Linked DNA regions of Homo sapiens: regions 1 and 3 are each linked to region 2. Evidence: read pairs that join two places in POLR2A ChIA-PET (ENCODE). Cell type or tissue: GM12878. All regions are shown on one strand. Links, peaks and the distances in the headings refer to the core of each region. The heading gives the core; the rest is flanking DNA.

The links. ChIA-PET counts read pairs that join two places held together with the same protein. Peaks named below come from ENCODE experiments on the same cell type or tissue, not always from the same donor. Only the 100,000 strongest peaks of a DNase experiment are listed, where the experiment ranks them.
Region 1: POLR2A ChIA-PET joins it to region 2 with 6 read pairs; 1 of 35 experiments calls an interaction of 5 or more read pairs at or near these places.
Region 3: POLR2A ChIA-PET joins it to region 2 with 6 read pairs; 1 of 35 experiments calls an interaction of 5 or more read pairs at or near these places.

Annotation. Positions count from the first base shown.
Region 1 is chr15:40,867,630-40,878,906 of GRCh38, reverse strand. It overlaps RHOV (ras homolog family member V), which reads left to right and starts at 4,673. Exons shown (of 3, transcript NM_133639.4): 1 at 4,673-4,975; 2 at 5,165-5,223; 3 at 5,406-6,693. The coding sequence starts at 4,768. The coding sequence ends at 5,849. It overlaps LOC124903475 (a long non-coding RNA gene), which reads right to left and starts at 5,165. Exons shown (of 2, transcript XR_007064600.1): 1 at 4,984-5,165; 2 at 4,319-4,597. RefSeq lists a silencer at 4,619-5,138 and an enhancer at 6,777-7,066. In GM12878, for the core only: a CTCF peak has its summit at 5,110 (motif pointing right); a DNase peak (open chromatin) is centred at 6,883; H3K4me3 peaks cover 2,849 bases; H3K27ac peaks cover 3,693 bases.
Region 2 is chr15:40,164,233-40,169,232 of GRCh38, reverse strand. It overlaps BUB1B (BUB1 mitotic checkpoint serine/threonine kinase B), which reads right to left. Exons shown (of 23, transcript NM_001211.6): 2 at 4,037-4,180. Among named protein-coding and RNA genes, the nearest start is that of BUB1B, 5.7 kb to the right of the region's middle. In GM12878, for the core only: no CTCF peak of the experiment used is centred there; no DNase peak of the experiment used is centred there; H3K4me3 peaks cover 513 bases; H3K27ac peaks cover 3,059 bases.
Region 3 is chr15:40,542,062-40,553,081 of GRCh38, reverse strand. It overlaps a transcript of CCDC32 not described here. Among named protein-coding and RNA genes, the nearest start is that of CCDC32, 17 kb to the left of the region's middle. RefSeq lists an enhancer at 9,046-9,145 and a silencer at 9,296-9,395. In GM12878, for the core only: no CTCF peak of the experiment used is centred there; a DNase peak (open chromatin) is centred at 2,491; H3K4me3 peaks cover 879 bases; H3K27ac peaks cover 2,488 bases.

The DNA of each region.
Region 1 (11,277 bases), core at 4,601-9,600, 710 kb before region 2:
TAGGTTGGAAAGTGTCCCCACCTAAGCGGCCAGAAAATAATGACCTGTCTCAGGCCACATCAGGGCTTTTACCTGTGCCCAAGCAGACATCTCCCCCAATTTGTGTATTTACACCCCTCCTGCCTGCAGAAAGGATGAAACAGGATTACCCTCAAATTTACAGCTATAATTAAACTATTATTAAAATCCAGGTAAAAAAACAAGAGCACTGCAAAGAAGAGCGTGTGTGTGTGTGTGTGTGTGTGTGTGTGTGTGTGTGTGTGTGCGCGCGTGTGTAGTAATTCTGTCCCAGACACCTGGGCTGGGGCAGCTTCCCTGGGATCCCTGAATCACAGATTGCTAGCACCAGAAAGGCTTTCAGAGATAAACATGCTTCACCTGTCATTTTATAGGACTGAGACAGATGAAGTGATTTGGTAGGCATCACACAGCTAGTGAGCTGAAGAACTGGGAACACTGGGACAGGTCTCCTGATGTCCAGGTCTTTTAAAATGCCACTCCTGGCCGGGCGCGGTGGCTCACGCCTGTAATCCCAGCACTTTGGGAGGCCGAGGCGGGTGGATCATGAGGTCAGGAGATCGAGACCATCCTGGCTAACAAGGTGAATCCCCGTCTCTACTAAAAATACAAAAAAAAAATTAGCCGGGCGCGGTGGCGGGCGCCTGTAGTCCCAGCTACTCGGGAGGCTGAGGCAGGAGAATGGCGTGAACCCGGGAAGCGGAGCTTGCAGTGAGCCGAGATTGCGTCACTGCAGTCCGCAGTCCGGCCTGGGTGACAGAGCGAGACTCCGTCTCAAAAAAAAAAAAAAAAAAAAAATGCCACTCCTTTTCCAGGAGAGCAAATACAACAGCTTTTGGGCTTTCTAGAGGAATACAAAGGCAGGACAACAGGTAAGGCCTCTTTCACTTGCTAGATGAATAAACTTATGTGGATGTGTCTGAGAAGTTTTTGAGACTTGGGGCTACAATTAGGGATTATTAGCATCCCCAGACATTCAGAGGTATGGCATGTAGGATGAAGACATTGGCATGTAGAAGTGGTTACAGGGGCTCCTACGATTTCCCCATCCCCATAGTCGAGATTTTAATGATTAAGTCATCTTTCTAGCTGTAGTCCTCTCCTTTGGGCTCAAAAAGAGAAAACAAGAAATCTCAGCACTTTGGGAGGCCAAGGAAGGTGGATTGCTTAAGCTCAGGAGTTCAAGACCAGCCAGGCCAAAATGGTGAAACCCTGTCTCTACCAAAAATATAAAAATTAGCCAGGCATGGTGTCATGCACCTGTAGTCCCAGCTACTTGGGAGGCTGAGGCAGGAGAATCGCTTGAACCTGGGAGGTGAAGGTTGCAGTGAGCTGAGGTTGAATCTGTTGATCTGGGCCACAGAGCGAGACCCTGGCAAAAAAAAAAAAAAGAAAAAGAAAAGAAAAATCAGGGAACCTGTCACTTTTTCTAAGAGATGTAAAGATTTGGTTTGGATTTATGGCTTTTTTTTTTTAGACTGAGTCTCGCTCTATCACCCAGGCTGGAGTGCAGTGGCGCGATCTCGGCTCATTTGCAACCTCTGCCTCCCAGGTTCAAGCAATTCTTGTGCCTCAGCCTCCCAAGTAGCTGGGATTACAGGCGCCACCACCACGCCCGGCTAATTTTTGTATTTTTAGTAGAGACGGGGTTTCACCATGTTGGCCAGGCTGGTCTCGAACTCCTGACCTCAAGTGATCCACCCACCTCAGCCTCCCAAAGTGCTGGGATTACAGGTGTGAGCCACCGCACCTGGACGGATTTATGGCTTTTATACTACCAGCTCTTGGAGAAATAGAATTATCTCTTTTAATATTCACTGCCCCTCCCCCTCCCAACATTCTCCTTTCCCAAAACTCGTGAATGGCTGACTCCCTGAAGGTGACGGTGTTTTCTGTGATCTTTGCATAGGCTGAGATGAAAGGGTCAGAGATCAGAGAAAGGATTCTGGGCCTGGTGTCACTTGGTGTGGTTGCAATAAAGAGACAAAATTAGCATCAGGCTACTCTTCACTTGCTCTCCAGGTGACCTTCCCAGGGCTACCTGGGAGATATTGTCTCAGTCTGCAAACTCCTTCTAGGGCAAGGGCAGTGGGTGGCCCAGAACAGCATCTGCAGATAGGTAATTATTATGTGCTTTTGATGATGATGAGATAATATTAGGTATTTGGAGATTTATAAAATATTCAAATGGAAATTGTCCTTGAAGATCCTCCCCAGCTAGCTTCTCAGCACCCTGAGTTCCTTTAGCTGAGGGGAGTGAAAGTGTTCACAGCTTGCCTTCAGGCTGAGTCTAGAGAAAGCTCTCCTCTGAAAAGGAGTACAGTACATTCCTGCCTGCTGTATTCACACTTGTGTTTCTCTGCCTCTCTCATGATCTGTATACAGCTGAGCCTTGAACAACATGGGTGTGAACTGTACAGGTCCATTTTAGGCAGAATTTTTTCAATAAAAGTTACACTGAGGGCCGTGTGTGGTGGGTCATGCCTTTAATCCCAGCACTTTGGGAGGCTGAGGCCTGAGGATCACTTGAAGCCAGGAGTTGAAGACCAGCCTGGGCAAAAAAGCAAGACTGTCTCTACAAAAAAAAAAAATTAAAAAAATGTAGCCTGGCCTGGGGGTGCATGCCTGTAATCCCAGCTACTTGGAAGGCTGGGGCGGGATTGCTTGAGGCCAGGAGTTTGGACGCTGCAGTGAGCTATGCTCGCGTCATTGCACTCCAGACTGTGCAACAGATCAAGACCACATCTCTAAAAATAGATAAAAGTTATACCAAGTGTGCCTGCCTTTCCTGCCTCCCCTTCCACCTTCTCCACCTCTGCCACCCCTGACGCAGCAAGACCAACTCCTTTTCCTCCTTCTCCTCAGCCTACCCAACTGGAGACCACAAGGGTGCAGACCTTTACGATGATTCTAACTTTCTGATACAGGTCAGAAGAAAAAAGTTTGAAAATATGATAAGCCTCCTGGGCGTGGTGGCTCATACCTGTAATCCTAGCACTTTGGGAGGCCGAGGCAGATGGATCACCTGAGGTCAAGAGTTCAAGACCAGCCTGGCCAACATGGTGAAACCTCGTCTCCACTAAAAATACAAAAATTAGCTGGGATTACAGGTGTGAGCCACCTCGCCCGGCCTTTTTTATTTTTTTATTTTTATTTTTTTTTTGAGATGGCGTCTTGCTGCGTCTCCCAGATTGGAGTACAGTGGCGCAATCTCGGCCCACTCAAGCTCCGCCTCCTGGGTTCACGCCATTCTCCTGCCTCAGCCTCCCGAGTAGCTGGGACTACAGGCGCCCACCACCATGCCCGGCTAATTTTCTGTATTTTTAGTAGAGACGGGGTTTCACCGTGTTAGCCAGGATGGTCTGGATCTCCCGACCTCGTGATGTGATCTGCCCGCCTCAGCCTCCCAAAATGCTGGGATTACAGGTGTGAGCCACTGCGCCCAGCCTATTTTTTATTTATTTATTTATTTATTTTTGAGACAAAGTCTGGCTCTGTTGCCCAGGCTGGAGTGCAATGGCATGATCTCAGCTCACTGCAACCTCCACCTCCCAGGTTCAAGCCATCCTCCCACCTCAGCCTCCGAGTAGCTGGGATTACAGATGCACACCACCATGCTTGGCTACTTTTTTTGGGGGGTTTTTTGTTTTTGTTTTTTAAGAGAGAGTCTTGCTCTGTCACCCAGGCTGGAGTGGAGTGGCCCAATCTTGGCTCACTGCAACCTCCACCTGCCAGGTCCAAGTGATTCTCCTGCCTCAGCCTCCTGAGTAGCTAGGATTACTGGCACCCGCCACCACACCTGGCTAATTTTTTGTATTTTTAATAGAGACGGGGTTTCACCATGTTGGCCAGGCTGGTCTCGAACTCCTGACCTCAGGTGATCCACCCACCTCGGCCTCCCAAAGTGCTGGGATTACAGGCGTGAGCCACGGAGCCCAGCAACAGCAGGCTATTAATAGTTAAATTTTGGGGTAGTCAAAAGTTATATAGGGATTTTCGGCTGACTGCACAGGGTTTCTCGCCCATAATTCCCGCTTTGTTCAGGGGTCAACAGGTTTTTTGTTTGTTTGTTTGTTTTTAGGATCTGTCACACATGCTGAAGTGCAATGGCACTATTATAGCTCACTGTAACCTTGAACTCCTGGGGTCAAGTGATCCTCCTGGCTTAGCCTCCCAGAACGCTGGAATTACAGGCATGAGCCACTGCTCTCAGCCTCAATATTTAAAAAAGTAATTCTTTCATTAATAAAATTATCCCAACTTTTTAATACTCATGCAAACATATGCATAGAGTTGTTTCTTGTAAGTTGAACAAGGTTTAATTTGCACACTTGTTTAACCTGAACATACTGTATTATATGTTCTGCAACTTGCTTCTTCCTCCTAACAATAAATCATGGATGTCTATCTCTTCTTGGTATTCTCATTTGACGATTCTTTGTCCTTGTACCTGCGTGACTCTTGGAGCTCCAGCTTTCTGCCTGCCTTTCCTCCTCCCGGGGTTTTCCTCCTCCTCGCCTGGCCTCGCAGGGTGCCTGGCCGCGGGAGATCTTCGCCGATGGGTGGGGTCCGGGGCCGCCTGAAACATGTAGATGAGATGGGCGGGGCCCTACACAAACCCGCTGGTAGCGCTGGGCCGACTCGCCCAGCCTGGACCCATTCAGTCAGAGGCAGCCAGCGGGACCTGCTTCACCGAGCGCAGCGAAGCCGAGACCCGGGCTGGCCCCTCTGCTGCCCCCGGAGCGGGCCATGCCGCCGCGGGAGCTGAGCGAGGCCGAGCCGCCCCCGCTCCGGGCCCCGACCCCTCCCCCGCGGCGGCGTAGCGCGCCCCCAGAGCTGGGCATCAAGTGCGTGCTGGTGGGCGACGGCGCCGTGGGCAAGAGCAGCCTCATCGTCAGCTACACCTGCAATGGGTACCCCGCGCGCTACCGGCCCACTGCGCTGGACACCTTCTCTGGTACGTACGTTCAATCGCCCGTGCGGCCGCGTGGCTGCGGCGGGGCTGTGCACCGGGGAGCTGGGGCGGGCGTCTCGGCGGGAGGGCGCAGAGGACCCCGGGGAGGAGACTGGAGCAGGCCCCGAGGTGGCGCTGGTGCGGCCCAGGACGCTCTTCCTAACTCAGGCTCTCCCCGCCCCGCCCCTGCAGTGCAAGTCCTGGTGGATGGAGCTCCGGTGCGCATTGAGCTCTGGGACACAGCGGGACAGGTGAGAAGCTGGGCGCGGCCTCTACTGGTCTGCGGGGAGATGGGCTGGAGGCTGGGAGGACCCCATATGGAGCAAATGGAGAAAGCCTTGGGCTCTTGGAGTCTCAGGTTTCCAGCCCCGGGTGAGAAATGGATTCCATGTGTCGGGGGGCTAATCCTTACCACCTGGCCTTCCCACCCCAGGAGGATTTTGACCGACTTCGTTCCCTTTGCTACCCGGATACCGATGTCTTCCTGGCGTGCTTCAGCGTGGTGCAGCCCAGCTCCTTTCAAAACATCACAGAGAAATGGCTGCCCGAGATCCGCACGCACAACCCCCAGGCGCCTGTGCTGCTGGTGGGCACCCAGGCCGACCTGAGGGACGATGTCAACGTACTAATTCAGCTGGACCAGGGGGGCCGGGAGGGCCCCGTGCCCCAACCCCAGGCTCAGGGTCTGGCCGAGAAGATCCGAGCCTGCTGCTACCTTGAGTGCTCAGCCTTGACGCAGAAGAACTTGAAGGAAGTATTTGACTCGGCTATTCTCAGTGCCATTGAGCACAAAGCCCGGCTGGAGAAGAAACTGAATGCCAAAGGTGTGCGCACCCTCTCCCGCTGCCGCTGGAAGAAGTTCTTCTGCTTCGTTTGAGCAGCTATGGCTGCATAGCAAGTAGTAGGCAGGAGGCCAAAGACTTCTGAGACCTGGGGCACCCGGGCCTTTGCGGCAGCTACTGGCAGGGCCTGGCCACCTCATAGGACTCAGTTCCCTTCTGAACACTCGGGGGACATGGGCCTCTAACTGCCCACTCTGATATGCCTGGGTGAGCCTAGGAGGGAAGGCTCTGATTTGGATTTCTCCAGTCAAAGCTCACAGAAAAAAACCTGGCACTTTGATTTTCATGGGATGGTCCTAACAGGGTCAGTCACCTCCGAGCAGTTTGGGAACCCAGTTTCTTGTCCTGGGCCCTCAGGTCAGCCTGGCTGAATTAGGACCCTTCCTTGGCACAGGGGTGAGAAAGAGCTTGGGGAACGCTTGGCATTATGGAGGGCTGGAAGGGGCTCAACCCCGATTTGGAGAGAAGTTTGGGATGGAGTGGGCGAGAGATTGAGAGAGCGAGCAGGAAAAGAGGTCTTGGAGCCTGGGACTGATGGTGGATAAGGCCTGGAAAGAAGATGACGAGGAGGAGGAGAGAGGGAAGTGGGGTGGATGAGGAGCAGGCTGACACCTGGGCTGCCCTCAATCCCCAAGGCCAGGGAGGGCGGGGCTGGCCCCTGGGAAGAACTGGGTCTCTGGGCTCCCTAGGCACTGCCCAAACTGGCTGAGCCAGGAGTGGGGCAGGAAGTGAGAGTCAAGGCCCAGCAAAAGGAGGGGGAGGAGCTGCAAATTAGAACCTGAAGGAGGACCGGGTTGGGGATCATCCCTTTCCTCAAGGTCACACAGCCTAGAAGCTAGAGCAGTGCAGAGTCTGCAAATAAAACCTTAAGTCTGTGAAGGCGTGCGTTGTCTCTGTCATTTCCTGGAGCCCACTCCTCCCTCAGAACCCTCCTCAAGGCCTAACTGCCTGGCTAGAGACAGATTGGGGACCAAAGGACTGAGGCTAGATTGAAAGGTGGGGGCTGGACTGGGGGTGGGGGCAGTGTAATGGGAACTGGACTGTGGGGGTAGGTGTGGAGCTCCCCGCTTGGGGCTCAGCTGGTTCCCAGGAGAGCTAGCGTGGGAAGCGGCCTGGAAACGGGTTTCCCCAGGTGTCAGCGCCAGAGCTGGTTTCCCATGACCTCACCTGGTGGGTGGAGCCCCTCCCCTCCACCCCTCCTTTCTAGAGCACCATGCTCAGCACTGGAGCTCAAGGTCAGTCCCCAGCCTTCTAACTTTTCTGCTCTGTTCCTTCTGGCAGTTCACAGGGCCCTGGGGCTCAGGTTAGGGGACCATCCCCCCCTCCGACCTCTATTCACAGCCTGAACATAAAGGGAACCCATACAGCCTAAACCTCAATCACTGGCCAAAGTTCTTAGACTTGGGTTGGACCCAGTCTTCAGCCTTGGCACCTAAGGAGCTAGTGAAGGTCAGGGTGCTGCTTGTGAACAATTTAAATAGAGGTTTATCCCCAAGTATCCTGTGCAAGAGCGAGTTCATTGGGAGAGGACTTGGAGAGGAGCAGGGATCTGGAGAACATTCCCTCATGTTGGAGCTTGAAGGGACTTTGAAGGACACCCAGGGAGAAAATGAAACAAAACAAAACTTACTTTACCATAAGGAGACTGAGGACCAGACAGAAAAGGTAATAGCTTAAATGATATGTATCACCCAGTGACTGTAAGAGCACTTTGCAAACTCTAGAGTTGGATACAGGGGTATGTGTTACTCTGGGAGAGGAATTTCTTTCTTTCTTTTTCTTTTGAGGTAGAGTCTCGCTCTTTCACCCAGGCTGGAGTGCAGTGGCGTGATCTTGGCTCAGTGCAACCTCTGCCTCTTGGGTTCAAGCGAGTCTCCTCCTTCAGCCTCCTGAGTAGCTGGGATTACAGGTGTGCGCCACCATGCCTGGCTCATTTTTGTATTTTTAGTAGAGATGGGGTTTCACCATGTTGGTCAGGCTGGTCTCGAACTCCTGACCTTGTGATCTGCCTGCCTCAGCCTCCCAAAGTTCTGGGATTACAGGTGTGAGCCACTGGGCTCAGCTGGGAGAGGAATTTCTGAGGCACACCTGGCACACCTGCTAGGCAGCTGCTGGGTCAGATGAGCACTCATGCCCTGGCCCAGCCCACCTCTGAGCCCATCTCCCTCTGCAGGAAGCTACAGCTGTGTGTGTGTGTCTGTGTGTGTGTGTGTGTGTATGTCTGTCTGTCTGTCTGTCTCTGTCTGTGTCTGTGTGTGTGAAAGAGCATGGCTGAGGGACAGAAATCCCAGCCAAGTGAAACTTCAGATAATCCCCAAGTTTAGTTTTAGCCAAGACTGTCCACTTCCTGCCCCACCAGGGCCTGTCCCCAGAGCTCCAGCCAACTGGAGCTCCTTCTGTTCCCTTTACCCTTCAGGTGGAGGTGCTGAGGGTCTCACACCCCAGCAGCATGGCCTGTTGTTACCTCAACCCAGCCTGACACACTCCCCTCTGGGGCAGAAACCTGGGTTCAAGTTCAGACTCTGACACCAACCATGACCTTAGGCAAATAATTTCCCTTCTCTATGCCTCAGTCTTCATTTGAAAAATGAAGGACTCAGGACTCAGACTGGGTTTGAGGTTCTTAAACTTGTTCTGAGGGGCCTTGGACGTGCCTTGGGGTGGGGATCATCCCCCACAAGGGGGTTATCCTTGTACCCGCCCCCACCTCCAACTTCTTCCCTAATTCTCTCTTGTGGTACTAGTATATCCATGTCACCCAAATTGAAACCTCGGTCACCATGCCTCCTCTCTTGCTGGGTCTCCAAGTCTGGTCAGGACCTCTGTCACCCACACCCCAAGGTCCCTGCCACTGCAGCTCCCCACTCCAATCTGTCCCGTGCTGCTGTGTTCACTCTGGCATCCCCCAACTCAAGGCTCAAGACTGTTACTGGCTCTCACTGTTGATGATGAACTTCCAGCTCCTCATTTCAGCATTCAAGGCCCTCTCAAATCTGACAGCACCCTGGACCAGGCCAGCTCGCTCTGGTGATCCCCAGCTATTTCCGACTTCCTGACTCCCAGTCTTGGCTTGTGCCAGATCCCCTAGTTTGGAAAGAGCTCCCTGTCACCTCCCAGATGCCCCATTTCTCCTCATGATAACCAGCTTTCAATACCTCCCTCCTCCAGAACAGATGCTTACCTGTATCAGTGTCTTCACTGCTCCCTTGGCACACTGAGGACACTGGGCGTTCTGCGACTGACTCAGCCTGCATCTTCCCAGCTAAATGAAGAGAGAGAGAGAGCCACGTTTAAGTTCCTTTTGCTCCCACAAGGTCTGGGGCTCAGGCAATGTTTGCTGCTGACCCTGAAATGCTTAGGAATAAAAAGCCAGCCAGTGAGCCCTGGAGAGGCTGGGAGGATTAAGTTTAGCTCCAGATTTGGAGCTTGAAGACTGAGGCCTAATGTCAACAGCTTGCTGGAAAGGACCTCTAAGGCTCTGGCCCCAAGCCTGTGCAGGACAAGAGGGATTCGCTTCTGCTTCCGAATCCACTGGTTCTCTTTGGTTCTGTCTCTTTCTCTAGAATATGGTACCTACTTTTCTGGGGTAGTTTTTTTGTTTTTATCTCTCTGTCTGTTTCCTTGGCCTCTTTTCCCTTTTCTCTGCTCTTTTAAATTATATTTAAAGGAATATTTATTATATGAATTGGATAAAATTATATGTTTCTTACATATACATTCTTACATATGTCCTTATCAATATAAATTGCTTTTAATGTCTGTGTAACCCTTAGTTGATTTTTTTCAATTTTTTCTTTCTTTCTGTTTTTTTTTTTTTTTTTTTTTGAGACGGAGTCTCGCTCTGTGGCCCAGGCTGGAGTGCAGTGGCGCCATCTCGGCTCACTGCAAGCTCCACCTCCCGGGTTCACGCCATTCTCCTGCCTCAGCCTCCCGAGTAGCTGGGACTACAGGTGCCCACCACCACGCCTGGCTAATTTTTTGTATTTTTAGTAGAGACGGGGTTTCACCATGTTAGCCAGGATGGTCTTGATCTCCCGATCTCGTGATCTGCCCACCTCAGCCTCCCTAAGTGCTGGGATTACAGGCATGAGCCACTGCACCCAGCTCTCTTTTTTTTTTGGAGATGGAGTCTCACTCTGTCACCCAGGCTGGAGTACAGTGGCACAATCTTGGCTCACTGCAGCCTCCGCCTCCTGGGTTCAAGCAATTCTCCTGCCTCAGCCTCCCAAGTACCTTGGATTACAGGCATCCACCACCACATCCAGCTAATTTTTTTTTTTTTTTTTTGAGACAGAGTCTCACTCTGTCGCCCAGGCTGGAGTACAGTGGCATGATCTCGGCTCACTGCAACCTCCGCCTCCCAGGTTCAAGTGAGTCTCCTACCTCAGCCTCCCAAGTAGCTGGGATTACAGGCGTGCACCACCAGGCCCAGCTCATTTTTGTATTTTTAGTAGAGACAGAGTTTCACCACGTTGGCCAGGCTGATCTCGAACTCCTGACCTCAAGTGATCCACCCACTTCACCTTCCCAAAGTGCTGGGATTACAGGTGTGAGCAATGGCACCCAGCCGTTTTCCATTTTTTTGAGGCAGGGTCTTGCACTGTCATCCAGGCTAGAGTGCAGTGGTGTGATCATGGCTCACTGCAGCCTTGAACTCCTAGGCTCAAGCAATGCTTCTGTCTCAGTCTCCCAAGTAGCTAGAACTATAGATGTGCACTACCATTAGGTACACACCTAATTCAACAATTTTTTTTTTGTAGGGATGGGGTGTAGTTATGTTGTTCAGATTAGTCTCTAATTCCTGAGCTCAGGTGATCCTTCTGCTTTGGCCTCCCAAATTGCTGGGATTACAGGTGTGAGCCACCTCACCTGGCTAGATTTTTTAAAAATAATGTCTTTTTTTCCATAATAAATACTTATAAAAATTAGAAAATCCAAAGATTTAGAAGATTAAAAAATCTTAAAAAGTATTCTAGGCCGGGTGCAGTGGCTTATGCCTGTAATCCCAGCACTTTGGGAGGCCGAGGCAGGCAGATCACGAGGTCAGGAGATCGAGACCAGCCTGGCCAACATGGTGAAACCTCGTCTTTACTGAAAATACAAAAATTAGCTGGGCATGGTGGCGTGTGCCTGTTATCCCAGCTACTTGGGAGGCTGAGGCAGGAGAATCGCTTGAACCCAGGAGGCGGAGGTTGCAGTGAGCCGAGGTCACGCCACTGCACTCCAGCCTGGCTACAGAGCAAGACTGCCTCAAAGAAAAAAAAAAGGTATTCTAAAGTCTTAACTCCCAAAGACAATCAATAATAATATTTGGGTGTAATTCCTTCCAATCTTTTCTTCTAAGCATCTTTTTTTTTTTTTTTTGAGACAGTCTTGCTCTGTCACCCAGGCTGGTGTGCAATGGCGCGATCTCAGCTCACCGCAACCTCTGCCTCCCTGGTTCACGTGATTCTCCTGCCTCAG
Region 2 (5,000 bases), core at 1-5,000:
ATTTGGAGAATACCTCAAAAAAAGGGTAAAATATGACTATAAAAAGCTGGGAAAGGCAGAGGGCTAAGACCAAATTAAGACTGACCAGTTAGAATAGAGGGGAAGAATTAGGTAATAAGCCAGAATTTGGATAATGATTAATAAAAATTGGATAAGCAGTTATGTTTGATCTAAAAATAATTAGTCCCTGACACATGGGAATTTATACTCTAATAAGAAAAACAAAGTACACAAATGAAAAATGAACTAGTAATACAAAGCAGGATACTAAATTACAGTTGCCAAGAATGGATAGTAAAGGCTTTAAGTCAAAAGGAGGTATCACAGAAGCAGCCTCAGAAGGTGAGACTCTGAAAGAACCATGGAATTTGAAAGAAAAACAGTTTTTTCAAGACAGAGGGAAACTAATATTGAATAAAATTACGAAGGTGGAAGAGCTCATCCAAAGGAAGGTGAGTGAACCCTAAGCTATAACATAAAGTCAGTACCGAGAGCAAATGGAGACCCCTGGAGAAGTAAGAAGCACATGCTTTAAATGTAAATTTAAAGACTTTGGATTCCATCTACTCCAGCCACTATTGGTTCTTTAATTGGAGGGCATCTTAAATATAAGATTTCAGAAAGATTAATCAAGCAACTTTATAAGGATAGCCAGGCATTAGAAGAAGGGACCACAGTTATGAGGCTAATATGGCAATTAAAGTGTGAAATAATGAGATTATCTGCAGAAATGGTAAAACAATAAAATCTAAGGCACTACTGATAAAAATCAGCAATCCTACCAATTGATCTATAGATTCAAACCAATGTAATCAAAATCCCAGTAGGCTCTTTTCTTTTCTCTTTTTCCTTTTCTTTTTTTTTTGAGACGGAATTTCGCTGTTGCTACCCAGGCTAGAGTGCAATGGCACAATCTCGGCTCACTGCAACCTCCACCTCCTAGGTTCAAGTGATTCTCCTACCTCAGCCTCCCGAGTAGCTGGGATTACAGGCATGCGCCACCACGCCCGGCTAATTTTGTATTTTTAGTTGAGACAGGGTTTCTCCATGTTGGTCAGGCTGGTCTTAAACTCCTCACCTCAGGTGATCCGCCTGCCTCGGCCTCCTAAAGTGCTGGGATTACAGGCTTGAGCCACCGTGCCCAGCCTTTTTTTTTTTTTTTCTTTTTCAGTAGGCTCTTTTCTAGAAATTGACAAGATGATTTCAAACTTTGTTTGCAAAGGCAAAGGACCAAGAATAACTAAAGCAATTTTGAAAAGAACAAAAGCTGTAGAACTCACTCTGCTGGACTTGCTATGTAAAACTAATCAAAACAGTGTATTTTATTGGTGAAAGGACAGACAATTTGATCAATGGAACAGAATATAGAGTCCAGAAATAACCCACACATATGTGGTCAAATGATTTTTGAAAAGGGCCCCAACGCAATTCAGTGAGGAAAGGAAAAAAAAAAATCTAACAAATGAGGCAGAACAACTAGAAAGATAACCCATATGAGAGGAAAAAAACTTGTTTACTCCAACCCCACACCATATACAAGGAAAAATTTAAGAAAAATCATACACCTAAACATAAAAGCTAAAATAATGCTTGGCTGGACGCAGTGGCTCATGCCCGTAATCCCAGCACTCTGGGAGGCCGAGGCGGGCGGATCACCTGAGGTCAGAAGTTCAAGACCAGCCTGGCCATGGGGAAACCCCATCTCTACTAAAAATACAAAAAATTAGCCAGGCGTGGTGGTGCGTGCCTGTAATCCCAGCTACTCAGGAGGCTGAGGCAGGAGAATCACTTGAACCCGGGAGGCGGAGGTTGCAGTGAGCTGAGATTGCGCTCCAGCCTGGGCAACAAGAGCAACACTCCGTCTCAAAAAAAAAAAAAAAAAAAAAAAAAGCTAAAATGAAGCTAGTAAAAGAAAACATAAGAGAGTAACTTTGTCACTTTGGGGTAGGCAAAAGTCTCCTGAAGAGGACACAAAAAATGCTAACCATAAAAGAAAAATACTAATTAATTGAACTTCATCAAAATTTAAAACTAAGCAGTTTAAAAAAAAAAAAACACCCAGAAAATAAACAGCCATGGGTGAGGGAAAAAAAATTTGCAACACATATATTTGATAAAAGACTAGTATAGAGACTTTATAAAGAACCCCTACTGAGGAGCATAGATTCAGGGAATCTTGAATCTATGCTCCTGAAACTTGAATCAGGGAAACTTGAATCTATACTCCTGGGAAAAGTAAATAAAGAACCCCTACAACACAATTTGAAAACTGGGCAAAATATCTAAACAGATACACCACAAAAGAAGATATACAAAAGGCCAAAAAGCATGTGAAAAAACGTTCACCATTATTAGTCACCAGGGAAATGCAAAGTAATGAGACACAACTCCACAAAACTAGAATGGCTAAAACGAAAAAGATCGACAACACCAAATACTGGAGTGGATTTGGTACAAATGAACTCTCATGAGTTGCTGGTAGAAATGTAAAATGTCACAACCTCCTTGGTAAACCAGTTTCTTCAACAGTTAAACATACATCTATTCTATGGTCCAACAATTCCACTCCAAGGGAAATGAAAATTATGTCTACTGCTGGGCGCGGTGGCTCACGCCTGTAATCCCAGCACTTTGGGAGGCTGAGGCGGGTGGATCACAAGGTCAGGAGATCGAGACCATCCTGGCTAACACGGTGAAACCCCGTCTCTACTAAAAAATAGAAAAAATTAGCTGGGCGTGGTGGCAGGCACCTGTAGTCCCAGCTACTCAGGAGGCTGAGGCAGGAGATTGGCGTGAACCCAGGAGGCAGAGCTTCCAGTGAGCCAAGATCGTGCCACTGCACTCCAGCCTGGCCGAAAGAGCGAGACTCCGTCTCTAAAAGAAAAAAAAAAAAGAGAGAGAGAGAAAATTATGTCTACAAAAAGCCTTGTTCAAGAATGTCCATAGCAACATTATTTATAAAGCACAAAACTGGAAGAATCTAAATATTCATCAATTGGTGAATAAATAAATGAAATCCTATTCAGCAATAAAAAGAGCAATCTACTGATGCATGTAACATGAAAAAATATGATGAATGAGGCTGAGTGCGGTAGCTTACGCCTGTAATCCCAGCACTTTGGGATGCCAAGGTGGGCGGATCACTTGAGCTCAGGAGTTCAAGACCAGCACAGCCAACATGGCAAGGACCCATCTCTACTAAAAATACAAAAATTACCCAGGCGTGGCGGCGCACGCCTGTAATCCCAGCTATTTGGGAGGCTGAGGTGGGAGAATCACTTAAAACCGGGAGGCAGAGGTTGCAGTGAGCTGAAATCAGGCCACTGTACTCCAACCTGGGTGATAGAGGGAGACCCTGTCATATTAAAAAAAAAAAAAAAATCCAAAGAGATGAATAAGAATAGTCATTGCATTATAATCCCAAATTATGATATTTTGCCAGTAATGGCAGTATTTCTTTTTGTCAGAGATTGAAGGTAGAAACTGATACTCTGATTTACCTTTTTTTTTAAAAAGCATATTTATCAAAACATGTATTAGTTAAAGGAGATCCACAGGTCCATTTGAATAACATAAGAGTATTTTTCAGCTTTTATTTATCCAGAGTTTGTTAAAATTATTGAGAACTTTCTGGTATAAATTCAATTGTTCTGAGGTTTACATGTCTTTGGAGACCACTTCTTTTTTTGTCATACTCTCAAAAATAAGTTCCTAACATAATACTTTTGGGAAGCATTGCAATATAATACTTGCTTTACTATGCTTATCACTGCCCCCTGTATAAAATGTATTTCTATTGATAAAAAGAGTTTCGCTGCACCACAGTGAAATGAAATCCTATAGCCCTTGTTCTTAATTATACCTGAGGACATCTTCAGATAGCTGTCATGTGATACGAAAGCAGGTAGAGAACAGATTCTCATACTACCAATTTTTGAAAAGTACTCATTATGCCATCTCTCATGGATCCACACCCACGTTATCTACAACATTTAGGATGAATGACGACAGGTTGAGACTCAGCCATTCTACACACCGTTTCTGCTGCTGAAGAGTATTGTTACAGGCAGATTCTTGTGCCAGTGCTCCCTGAAGCGTGGACATGATCCGCCCTTGCCTTAAAGGTTGTACATTTTCTTTACTCAGTTCCCATTCATCTCCCTCCAGGGACATGGCTTCACTGTGAAGAAGGAAACAAATGTAAATCTCATACCAACATTGACTATTATAGCACTAGATTATTGTAAATGTCTTCCGAAAGGTGATTATTCATGGTCTTGGGTTGAATATAGTGGACTGACACATAATTATTATTATTATTATATGCCTAAGCTTCTTTGTTAGCTGTTTTTCAAGTTTATGGCTACAGTATTGCCTGATAGAAGACAACTTGGCAAGGATATCGTAGACAGTACTATAAGAATAGGGCATGGCTATGTGCGGTGGCTCACACCTGTAATCCCACCACTTTGTGAGGCCGAAGTGGGAGGATTTCTTGAGCCAGGAGTTTGATACCAGCCTGGGCAACATAGCAAGACCCTGCCTCTTTCTTTAAAAAAAAAAAAAAAAAGAAAAATGAATAGGGCTTAAGGCAGAAAGAAAAGAAGGGAACAAAAGTGTTATAAATTTGGCAAAGTAGACAAAAAGGCAACAAGTAATTCTATGCCTACCATTGAATGCATCATCTAGTTTAATTTAAAATTAGTGCCGGATGTGGTAGCTCATGCCTGTAATCCTACCACTTTGGGAGGCTGAGTCAGGAGAAGTGCTTGAGCCCAGGAGTTCAACACCACCCTGGGCAACATAGGAAGACCCCCATCTCTACAAAAAGTGAAAAATTAGCCAGGCGTGGTGGTACACGCCCATGGTCGTGGCTACTTAGAAGACTGAGGTGGGAGCATTGCTTGGGTTCAGGGGTCGAAGCTGCAGTGAGCCATGATCACACCACTGCACTGCAGCCTGGGCAACAGAGCAAGACCCTGTCTCAAAAAAAAAACATT
Region 3 (11,020 bases), core at 590-5,589, 380 kb before region 2:
CTGTTGACTCGATTGCTCCTGGAAGGATGTTCCCAGGCAGCAGGAGGTAAAGACAAATGCATGCAAAGGCATGGGAGCTGGCCACTTTGCCAGCCTCCTGTTATTAGCATGTGCCCTCAGACAGTCCAGACTTTGGTGTTCTGAGGCCTTAGCTCCATGGGCCTTCTTCCTGGGTAATAGTTTACAAATCCCTAAAGATCAGTAGGGTGGCTGTAAAAATCTTCCGATCGAGAGAGGAGCTAAAAGAAAAAATAGAATAAATAAATCTTCTGAGAACATTTGCTTTTTTTTTTTTTTTTTTTTTTTTTTTGAGGTCGCACTTTGTTGCCCAGGCTGGAGTGCAATGGTACAATCATATAGTTCACTGTAACCTCAAACTCCTGAGCTCAGGTGATCCTCCCACCTCAGCCTCCTGAGTAGTTGGAATTACAGGTGCAAACCACTACACCCGGCTATTGTTTGCTCATTTCTAAATCAAGTATTTGTCTTGCCCAAAAGGATAGGAACCAATTAGGTGGTTCCATATACTTGCTTAGTGATACAAATATTTTTATTGTAATATTCAAATATACTTTCCTCTTTTTTTTTTTTTTTTTTTTTGAGATGGAGTTTTGCCCTTGTTGCCCAGGCTCGAGTGCAATGGCGCGATCTTGGCTCCCCGCAACCTCTGCCTCCCGGGTTCAAGCAATTCTCCTGCTTCAGCCTCCTGAGTAGCTGGGATTACAGGCATGCACCACCACGCCCGGCTAATTTTGTATTTTTTTTAGTAGATTTGGGGTTTCTCCATGTTGAGGCTGGTCTCGAACTCCTGACCTCAGGTGATCTGCCCGCCTCAGCCTCCCAAAGTGCTGGGATTACACGCATGAGCCACCGCGCCTGGCCGCTCCTCTTTTTTCCTTCTTTATTTTTTTTTTGTTTTTTTGAGACAAGGTCTCCTCACTCTATCACCCAAGCTGGAGTGTAGTGACAATCATGGCTCACTACAGCCTCAACCTCCCAGGCTCAATCCATCCTTCTGCCTCAGCTTCCCCTGAGTAGCTGGGACTATAGGCATGTGCCACTATGCCTGGCTAATTTTTAAAAAAAATTTTTGTAGAGACAGGGTCGCATTATTTTGCCCAGGTTAGTCTCGAACCTCTGGGCTCAAGCTATCCTTCCACCTTGGCCTCTCAAAGTGCTGGGATTACAGGTGCAAGTCACCATGCCTGGCCCTTTCCTCTCTTTTCATTGACTAATGGTTAACCTTTTTTTTTTTTTTTTTTTTTTTTTTTTGAGACAGGGTCTCACTCTATCACCAGGAGGGCTGGAGGGCAGTGGCACGGTCTCAGCTCACTGCAGTCTTGACCTCCTGGGCTCAGGTGATCCTGCCTCAGGCTCCCGAGTATCTGGGACTACAGGTGCATACCACCATGCCCAGCTTATTTTTTATATTTTTTGTAGAGATGGGATTTCGCCATGTTGTCTGGACTGGGTTAACACCTTTATTAGTAGATTTAGTCGCTTTATTCCTACTGCATTTTATTGGCAGGATACGTGTGACACAGAGAGTGGCTCTCTGTGGCCCCTGGGTACATTGAGGAAGCCAGAATATTGACGGTCATCCAGGCTTGCAGGCTGCCATCTCCACCTGGAGTTCAGATGCCAGGCCTCACTCCTCTCCAGGGCCATCTGATGGCTTTCAGGATGGATTTTTTTGTTTTGAGATGGAGTCTCACTCTCTTGCCCAGGCTGGAGTGCAGTGGCGCCATCTTGGCTCACTGCAAGCTCTGCCTCCCGGGTTCACACCATTCTCCTGCCTCAGCCTCCCGAGTAGCTGGGACTACAGGCGCCCACCACCACGCCCGGCTAATTTTTTGTATTTTTAGTAGAGACGGGGTTTCACCGTGTTAGCCAGGATGGTCTGGATCTCCTGACCTCATGATCCGCCCGCCTCGGCCTCCCAAAGTGGTGGGATTACAGGCGTCAGCCACCGTGCCCTGCCAGGATGGATTTTTTAAAGAAAGAAAAACTAAAATTTTTATTCTCCCTGCATGATAAACAAACAACAATTATTCTTCCTCAGAAACAACAGTTTAAGAAAAAAAAAGCAATGAGGTCCCAAAACACTCTCCCAAAGTGCAGATCATGGGATGGTAAGAGAATGTTTCTGTACCCGAAAATAGTGTTTCTGTCATTCAGGCAAGATTCTAGCTTTGCCTTTTCCCTACTTCCCATTTTCTACCTCAGAAACAGAAATTGGAATATGAGAGGGTGGAGAATCGCTTTAGAGGAACTGAAACAGAGTTTGTAAGTTGAATGGTTTCTAGCCCATGTGTAAACCTGGGTGCGGTGTGAGAGGAGCTCTGCACGACTCCACGGAAGGGAACCCAGTGAGTTGTAGCTATAGTTTCTTAATTGATTTAGAGGTGACAGCGTAAACAATGGCTCTAAAAAAAGGTGAAACTCCATTTACCAAAACCAAATTTGACACTAGCTCCCAAAGCTAACTTGTTAATACAGATTTATCTTAGGCTAGTGAAGTGGCACTAAATTTGAAACTGAGAGTCTTGGGTGCTGTCTTTTATCTGTCTTGTGGCTTACTGAATGGTCACAAATAAGTCAAGTGACCTCTTCATGTTCCAGTTCCTTTTCAGTAATGGGACTAACCATAGGAAAAAATAGTATTGGCCTAAAATGCTGATCTCTTTCCTTTGACCCTGAAAACTCCAAGGAACTCCAGTTAGGGCTTCCTCAACCTAGTAAGATTTGTAAGTTGGTAGAATCTTACTTATCACCCCTGACTTTCTTCCTTCTTCCTCCTTAGTGAAATAGACAGCAAGTTAGAGCAAATGGAGCAATATTTAGTGCTAAAGCTTTAGAGCCAGGGGAGGGTAATCACCAACACGGGCCAAGCCGTAATGACTTGGTACACCCAGAGAAGGCTGGGCTGCAGCCAGGCAGATAACCTAAGGGACTGCTGCTGTTCTCTCCCGGCACACACACGTGCTCATCACTCAGCGCCTGGCAAGATCAGGGCTGGAGTGACACAGGCATGCATCCAATACCTGATCCAGAAATAGGCCCTGGCTGCAGGCACAGCAAGTAAACAAACGTCCCGCCAGCTGTGGCCGAGGTGCACCCTTCCAAGCAGACCTGCCCACCAGGACCATTGCTGGAAGACGGAAGCCCTGGAGCCTCTCCCTGGCCCTGTTTTGGAAGGAGTCCTCCAAGGCTGAGAACAGCCCCAGCCACATGAAGCAGGCAAGGTTTTCTTGAAAATTCTAAATTATCCCAACCAGCTTTGGCCCTACGTCAGTTATAAGACTCAAGATAGGATACTGCCATTGGGATGTTAGGTTTGTGCGAGGGCTGTTTACTTGAGCCCAGAAATAGGTTATTTAAGGCAGAGATTCATTCATCTAACCAATATTTGTTGAGCCCCTGCCATGTTCCAGGCATGGTGCATGGTGTTAAATAAAGCAGAACGGCATCTTCCCACATAGAATGATGGAGGGGGGAGTAGAGCCTACCTCATTAATTCTGTGGAAGTTGTAAGCACAAGGTGCTTTGAGAGCACATGGGAAGGAGATATGAGAGCCCTAGACCAGTTGGAGTGGGGTAGGAGAGAGGCCGTGTTAGGGGAGCTGAGTCCATAGAAATGAATAGGAGTGAGAGGAAATAGAAGAGTAAGAGCATGGGGACCAAGAGGAGTCCTGGAAGAGGAAAACAGCATGTGCAAAGCCCTAAAAGCAAAAGGGAACTTGGAGGATGGAAGGTAGTTCAGTGTAGCTGGAGCACAAAGAACAAAGGAGGGACAGACGAGAGGTGAGGGTGGAAATTACTAAACAAGGCCAGGTGTGAAGGATTTTATAAACCATGTTAAGGAGTTTGGAGTTTATTGTGGGAGAACAGGGAGCTAATGGCTGATTTTAAGAGGGGCAGTGACAAGATGAGATTTACATCTAGAAGGTTATGGCTGCCATGGGTTTGCCATAATTAAAGTGATTGAGGGTGGACAAGTTATTCACACTTGGCAGCGATACATGTCTATGTGAAATGGTTTTTCTTTGTTTTTATTTTCTACTTCAATTTTTCTTGTTATTTTTTCACTATTACAGAACAAGTAGAATCATGTATGGCAGATTGTATTTTCCAAAGATGGCCAAATCAGTGTATCCCATCCCACTCATTCATGTTCCAGTGTGATGTGGACACTCCTCCCCTGAGATCTTCAGTCAATATTCCCTCCCTTTGAACCTGGGCAGACCTATGTAACTGCCTTGCTAATAGAGTACAGCATAAATAATGGGACTTCTGAGGCAAGGTCATGAAAGCACTCCACCTGGGGTCTCTCTCTCTCTCTCTCAGCATGCTCCTTGGTAGTTCTGAGCCGGCATGTAAGAAGTCGGCCACAGAGAGGTAGAGAAGCCCAGGGAGTCCCAGCTGTTTGAGTCTTCCCACCCCAGGCATCAGACATATAAGTAAGTAATTCAAATGATTTCATCCCCCAGTTTTTAAGCTGTCCCAGGTGACACCAAGTGGTACAGAGACAAGCTGTCCCTGCAAAGCCCTACAGATTCAATAAATGTCATGGTTTAAACCACTAAGTTTTGGGTTGATTTGTTACTCAGCAATAGATAACCAATGCACCATAAGCTAAGCTTCAGGTTTTAAGTAGCTAATTTTTAAGTATTTTATTTTGCAGCCCCCTCTAGTCTGCGATGGTTGCAGAATTTAATACTTATGCTGGCTACAGTAGGGAGAGGGGCAAAATTGGACACAGGAGACCAGCTGTGAGGTGGTTGCAGTTGTCTAAGAAAGAGATGATAGTACTTGAGGACTTTTTCCACTTAGGATGTAGAATACTGCAAGAAAATGTCCCTTCCGTCCTAACAATGTGAAAAAGCAGGTACAAAATCATAACTTTTCTTGAGCCCATCAGAAAGCCAAGGCCACAAGGCAACCAAATAAAGGAGAGATAGTGTTAGGGGAGCTGAGTTCATAGAAATGAATAGGAGTGAGAGGAAATAGAAGGAGAGATAGTGACCCATCAACTGTTTCAACTTTGGCAAAGATGTGGCTGTCTTACAAGTGGGTAAGAAAAAGACAATAAAAATGTTAACAAATTTGTAAAGTCCACATGTGGCCTAGCATATCAGTTTAGAATAGCTGAATAGGATTCTAGACACGAGAGTGCGTGCAAAGGCAACCTTTTTTGTACAGGCCTCCCCTGGGGTTCATGGAGAAAAGTGGGAACAGGTCAGGAAAGGGAGGGACTGTTCTTCCTTGGTGATGCATGCATGCAGAGGTTGATCAAGGCGGCTGCTGGTGGAAGGCAAAAAGCCTCAACTTCCACAATCCTCTCCTTTAAGCAAAAGCCTTAAGCCATGGCGGGAGGGGTAACAAACTTTTGCTTCAGTGGGAGGAATAAAAGCAAAACTTATCTGCTTCTGGTGAGGTGTCAAAACCTTCTTGCCCTTCTTGAACAGGCAAAGACCCATTGCTCCTGGGACTAGAAGCAGAAACCCCCTACCCAGGGGCAGAAGCAGGAAACTGTCCTGGGCTGAAGATTCAAGCGAAGGTCCACTCTGTTGTGGGGAGGGCAAGAACTTTGGCTAATCCCAGATGAACCACATATAAGGCAGAGTTTGGCTTCCATAGGGAAGAGGGACAGAAACACTGAGAAAGTCCCACTGCTGAAGCTCGGGTGCCTAGGACCTATTTAAGACTGAAGCCGGGCCAGGGTAACAGAATCAACCCTGCCCTGCCCTGCCTGAGCCTGGCACCAGATCACAAGCAACAGAAGTCTTCTGCCAGCTGAAAAGCTGAGTGTGGGACAGCAGCACTGAGGAAGCCCTGACACCCCAGTCCCCACTCTAAGCAGCCCACCACTAGAGGAATTTGAAACCTGGGGTGCACTGAAGGTAATGAGAGCACAACCAAACCCAAACCCTGTCCAATTCCTAACAAGACTGACTCAACCCCCCAGACCAACAGGCTGACAGAAGAGGCAGCCCCACTCCCAGATACAGATACTATTTACCTCAGTCTCTGCTGTTTTATACACCATGGGCATTCAGTTAAAAAACTGCAAAACATAGGTCAGGCGCTATGGCTCACACTTGTAATCCTAGCACTTTGGGAGGCCGAGACAGGTGTATCACCTGAGGTCAGGAGTTTCAGACCAGCCTGGTCAACATGGCGAAACCCCATCTCTACTAAAAATACAAAAATTAGCCAGGTGTTGGTGGTGTGTGCCTGTAGTCCCAGCTACTCCACAGGCTGAGGCAGGAGAATCACTTGAACCTGGGAGGGTGAGGTTGCAGTGAGCTGAGATGGCCCCACTACACTCCAGCCTGGGCAACAGAGCAAGACTGTCTCAAAAAAAAAAAAATTGCAAAACACACAAAAAGACAAGAAGAAAACAACCCAATCCATTATCAGAAGATGAATCAACAGAACCAGACTCACAAATGACACAGATGTTGGAACTATCACAGAGGGACTTAAAATAATTATAATTACTATGGGGTCTGGTGGGGAAGGGTGGGCAACTTGCATGAACAGATAGGGAATTTTGGCAGAGACATGGAAACTAAGAGAAAGTGAAATGGGGCTGGACGTGGTGGCTCATGCCTGTAATACCAGCACTTTGGGAGGCCAAGGCAGGAGGAGCACATGAGCACAGGAGTTTGAGACCAGCCTGGGCAACATGAGACCTCATCTCACCAAAAAATACAGAAATTAGCCAGGCATGGTGGCTCGTGCCTGTGGTCCCAGCTACTTGGGAGGCTGAGGCAAGAGAATCACTTGAACCCAGAAGGCGGAGGTTGCAGTGAGCCAAGATCATGCCACTGCCCTCCAGCCTGGGTGACAGGGTGAGACCCTATCTCAGAAAAAAAAAAAAAAGGAAAGAAAAAGAAAAAATAAAGTCAAATGGAAATGCTAGAAATAAACATGATATTAGAGATGAATTGCTTCCACAGGCTTTTCAGTAGGTAGGCATAGGTGAAGAACCAGTGAACTTGAACTGGTCAATAAAAATTCTCTGAACTAAAACACAAAGAGAAACTGGGATGGGGGAAAAGCAAAACAAAGCAAAACCTATAAGAGCTGTGGGACAATAACAGTCTAATATACATGTGATTCCAGCCTCAGAAGGTGAAGAGAGAGAGAATGAGGCAGAATAAATCTTTGAAGAGATGATAGTTACATGAATGAGGTGTGGCGGCAAGGCTAGAGAGAAGTGGATATGGGAGCATTTGCAAGGAGAACCACTGAGGCTTGGTCACTGAGTGGAGGGAAGTGTGGCACCTGAGTGTCTGTCTTGGGAGCTGCAGGCTCTCAGCAGGTAGTAGTGGGTGGTTAGCAGGTGGTGGTGCCAGGATGGAGAGCCAAGCCTAGCTCTCCAGTGCCTGTGCTCTCTGCTGGTACCCCACACCACCTCCTACAGGCCAAAGTGGAACAGTAGTGGGCCTTTGCTCCTCGATTCCCTAGCCTCCAGCCCCAGCCTTTCCTAAGCCCTCAATGTACTATTCCTATTAGTCAATGTGTGGCAGAGAGATGTTCATCTCCCCCCATTCTCTCCACCTCCTCTGTCCCAAGTGTTGTGTCACACATTGCTCTAAAGGTTTTCTTTTCCCAAACAAACTGACTCTCTCCTCCCTTCATTTTGACGTAATCCACTTTTAAAAATTACTTCTTTAGCAGATAAGTAGAAAGGGAGGAGGCAAAGGTGAGAGGGATTGTGTGTGTGTGTGTGTGTATGTGTGCAGAAGAAAGCAGATAGGTTACTGAGAGTTTATGAGCATTTTAAAGAACAGATATTTCCAGGACCAGTTTTGGCTCTTTAATCTTACATCCTTTGGGGATGAGACCATCAAATATTGGCTTAGCAGAATGCCAAGGTGCAGTGTGGTCTTCAGCATGGTGCCTGATCAAGGCAGACAGGATGCGGAGTGTACATTGGGTAAGAGTATGGTAGAGGAGACCCACAGTTGTTAGAACAATCATCCCAAAGGTAAACTCTTGGATTGATAAACTGACATGTTGTTGGTTTCTTTTTCCTCTGTTCAGCTCAACATCTTTATCAATGATTTGGTTGAGTGAATAGAAGGTAACCTTATCAAAAGTGAGAGGAGTAGGTAATTGAATAAAAGAATAACAATTCTAAAATTTTTCTATAGACTAGAGTGATGGGACAAAGTATGAAACATGATACAGATAAATGTGAAATCTTTCATTTGGGATCAGAAATTAACTACACAACTAGAGGACAGAGAAGAACAGAGTATTTATTAGTTTGTTCTAGTGACAGAAGCCAAGAAGCCAGACTCTGGAAAGTTTTCCAAGGCTGTTGAAAAAAAAAAATCCAAGCCGGACTCAATTCTAGTCTAAGACATATAGAGCTGGCTTCAGTTAGCTGGACCTCAGGACTCCAGCAGTATCTTTAGCCTCTCTTCCTCCCACTGTTGACTCTCTCTGTGTGTTGGTATAGCACAGGGAGCTCTGGGCTGACATGATTCCAGTTTAGGAAGTCCAGAGGAAAGATAACACTTTCCAACCCCATATAATAGATGCCAGGGGGCTCCGCACAGTGGTTTAGGCTTAACAATCCCAGCACTTTGGGAGGCCAAGGTGGGAGGATCACTTGAGCCCAGGAGTTTGAGACCAGCCTGGGCAACAGAAAGAGACCCCGTCTCTACAAAAAAAAAATTTAAAAATTAGCCTGGCGTGGTACTGCATGCCTGTAGTCCAGCTACTCGGGATGCTGAGGTGGGAGGATTGCTTGAGCCCAGGAGGTTGAGGCTGCAGTGAGCTATGATTGCCCTACCGCACCCTATCCTGGGCGACAGAGCAAGATCCTGTCTCAAATAAATAAATACATTCCAGGGGAGGGACTCAGATTGGCTTGGCCTGGGTCACATGCTCATCATTGGAGCACTGACTATGACAAGGGCAAGATCTATGGTTAGGGGTACAGGATACTGTGGTAAACAGTCCCACCAGAACCATATGAGAATGGGAAGTGAAAGAGGATTGCTGTTGGCTGAAGAAAGGGGAAAGTGGTATGGAAAACCCCAAACAGGTGTTCAGTGTCTTAACAGTTCAATGGAGTCAGCAGTGTTATGTGCTGCTAAAAAAAAGTTATAATTCTAGGAATCAATAGTGGAAATGTACCTGTGTACCTGGGACATAGTAGTGTAAAAATATATTCTGCAGTGGTCATGCCTCTCTGAAAGCATCGTCTGGGCACCACATTGCAAGAGGATGTTCTGCAGTGAGCAGGTCTATGCAAACCTACCCCTAAAGGCCAAGAGAGCTGAGGGGCCAAAGAAACAGGCTGACAAGCCCGGGTGCAGTGGCTCATACCTGTAATCCCAGCACTTTGGGAGGCTGAGGTGGGTGGATCACGAGGTTAGGAGTTTGAGACCAGCCTGGCCAATATGGGGAAACTCCATTTCTACTAAAAATACAAAAATTAGCTGGGCACGGTGGCGTGCGCCTGTACTCCCAGCTACTTAGGAGGCTGAGGCAGAAGAATCTCTTGAACCTGGGAGGCAGAGGTTGCAGTGAGCCAAGATCATGCCACTGCATTCCAGCCTGGGCGACAGAGTGGGACTCTGTCTCAAAAAAACAACAACAACAACAACAAAAACAAAACAGAGAGAGAGGCTGACGAATCTAGTTTCTCAGAGATAAATGCTTAATAGAAACTTATGCACAGAAGCCATACCTTGGTTGGTCACGAGATGGTGGTTTCCATGCCCGCCCTCCAGAAAGTATCCTTTGTATAACAAGTTTTTAGGGGAAAACATGTGCAGCTGGTCACACCTCAGACTTTATTGCAAGTTTCATGACCACTGGGGAGGTTAGATAAGCATCTTTATGAGGGGTTATTTATGCTACAGGCATTCTTTCTTTTCTTTTTTCTCTTTCTTTTCCATTTTGTTTTTTTTTTTAGACAGAGTCTGGCTCTGTCACCCAGGCTAGAGTGTAGTGGCATTATCACAGCTTATTGCAGCCTCAACCTCCCGGGCTCAAGCTGTCCTCCCTCCTCAGCCTCCTGAGTTTGCTGTGACTATACCCCTGGCTAATTTTTTTTTTTTTTTAAGAAAAGTCTCAGTATGTTGCCCAGGCTGGTCTCATACTCCTGGGCTCAAACAATCCTCCTACCTTGGCCTTCCAAAGTGTTGGGATTATAGGCATGAGCCACCCCACCTGGCCAGGCATCTTTTTTTTTTTTTTCTTTTGAGACAAAGTCTCGCTCTGTCCCCCAGGCTGGAGTGCAGTGGCAACCTCTGCTCCCGGGTTCACACCATTCTCCTGCCTCAACCTCCTGAGTAGCTGGGACTACAGGTGCCTGCCACCATGCCCGGCTAATTTTTTGTATTTTTTAGTAGAGACGGGGTTTCACCGTATTAGCCAGGATGGTCTCAATCTCCTGACCTCGTGATCCTCCCGCCTCAGCCTCCCAAAGTGCTGGGATTACAGGCATGAGCCACTGCGCCCGGCCCAGGCATTGTTTCTTGACCTTGCCACAGGAATGCCTTGGTATGCAGGAGTCAAACATCAGTCATTATGGCAGTTTTGCTTCAAGGTGGTGCCATTCTTGCAACAGGGTCTTTTCCTACAGAGGAACATCGACAAACTGCAATGCTCCCTAGAGGAGGGGTCCAGGGTGAGCAGGCTCAGATCGAGTTATTTGAAGACAGGACAAGACAATAAGATTGTTTTCCATAGAAAAGAGATTTAAGAGAGACCCGGTTGGCTTTAAAATATTTGAAGGAGTATTGGGTAGAAAGCTGAGACACACTGAAGTACAAAGGACAAACTAGGACCAATGGCAGGGAGTTTCAGGAAGACCAATTACCATTCAGTGTTAAGAACTTTCTAATAGCTGTTCAACAATAGGGTGGCCTTGTAGAAGATAGTAATTCCCTGTCACTGGAGGTGTGTCAGCAGATGTCAGAAAGGTTGTAAAGGGGATTCCTGCATTGTGTAGAAAGTTGGATCAGGTCACCCCTAAGGTCCTTTCCAA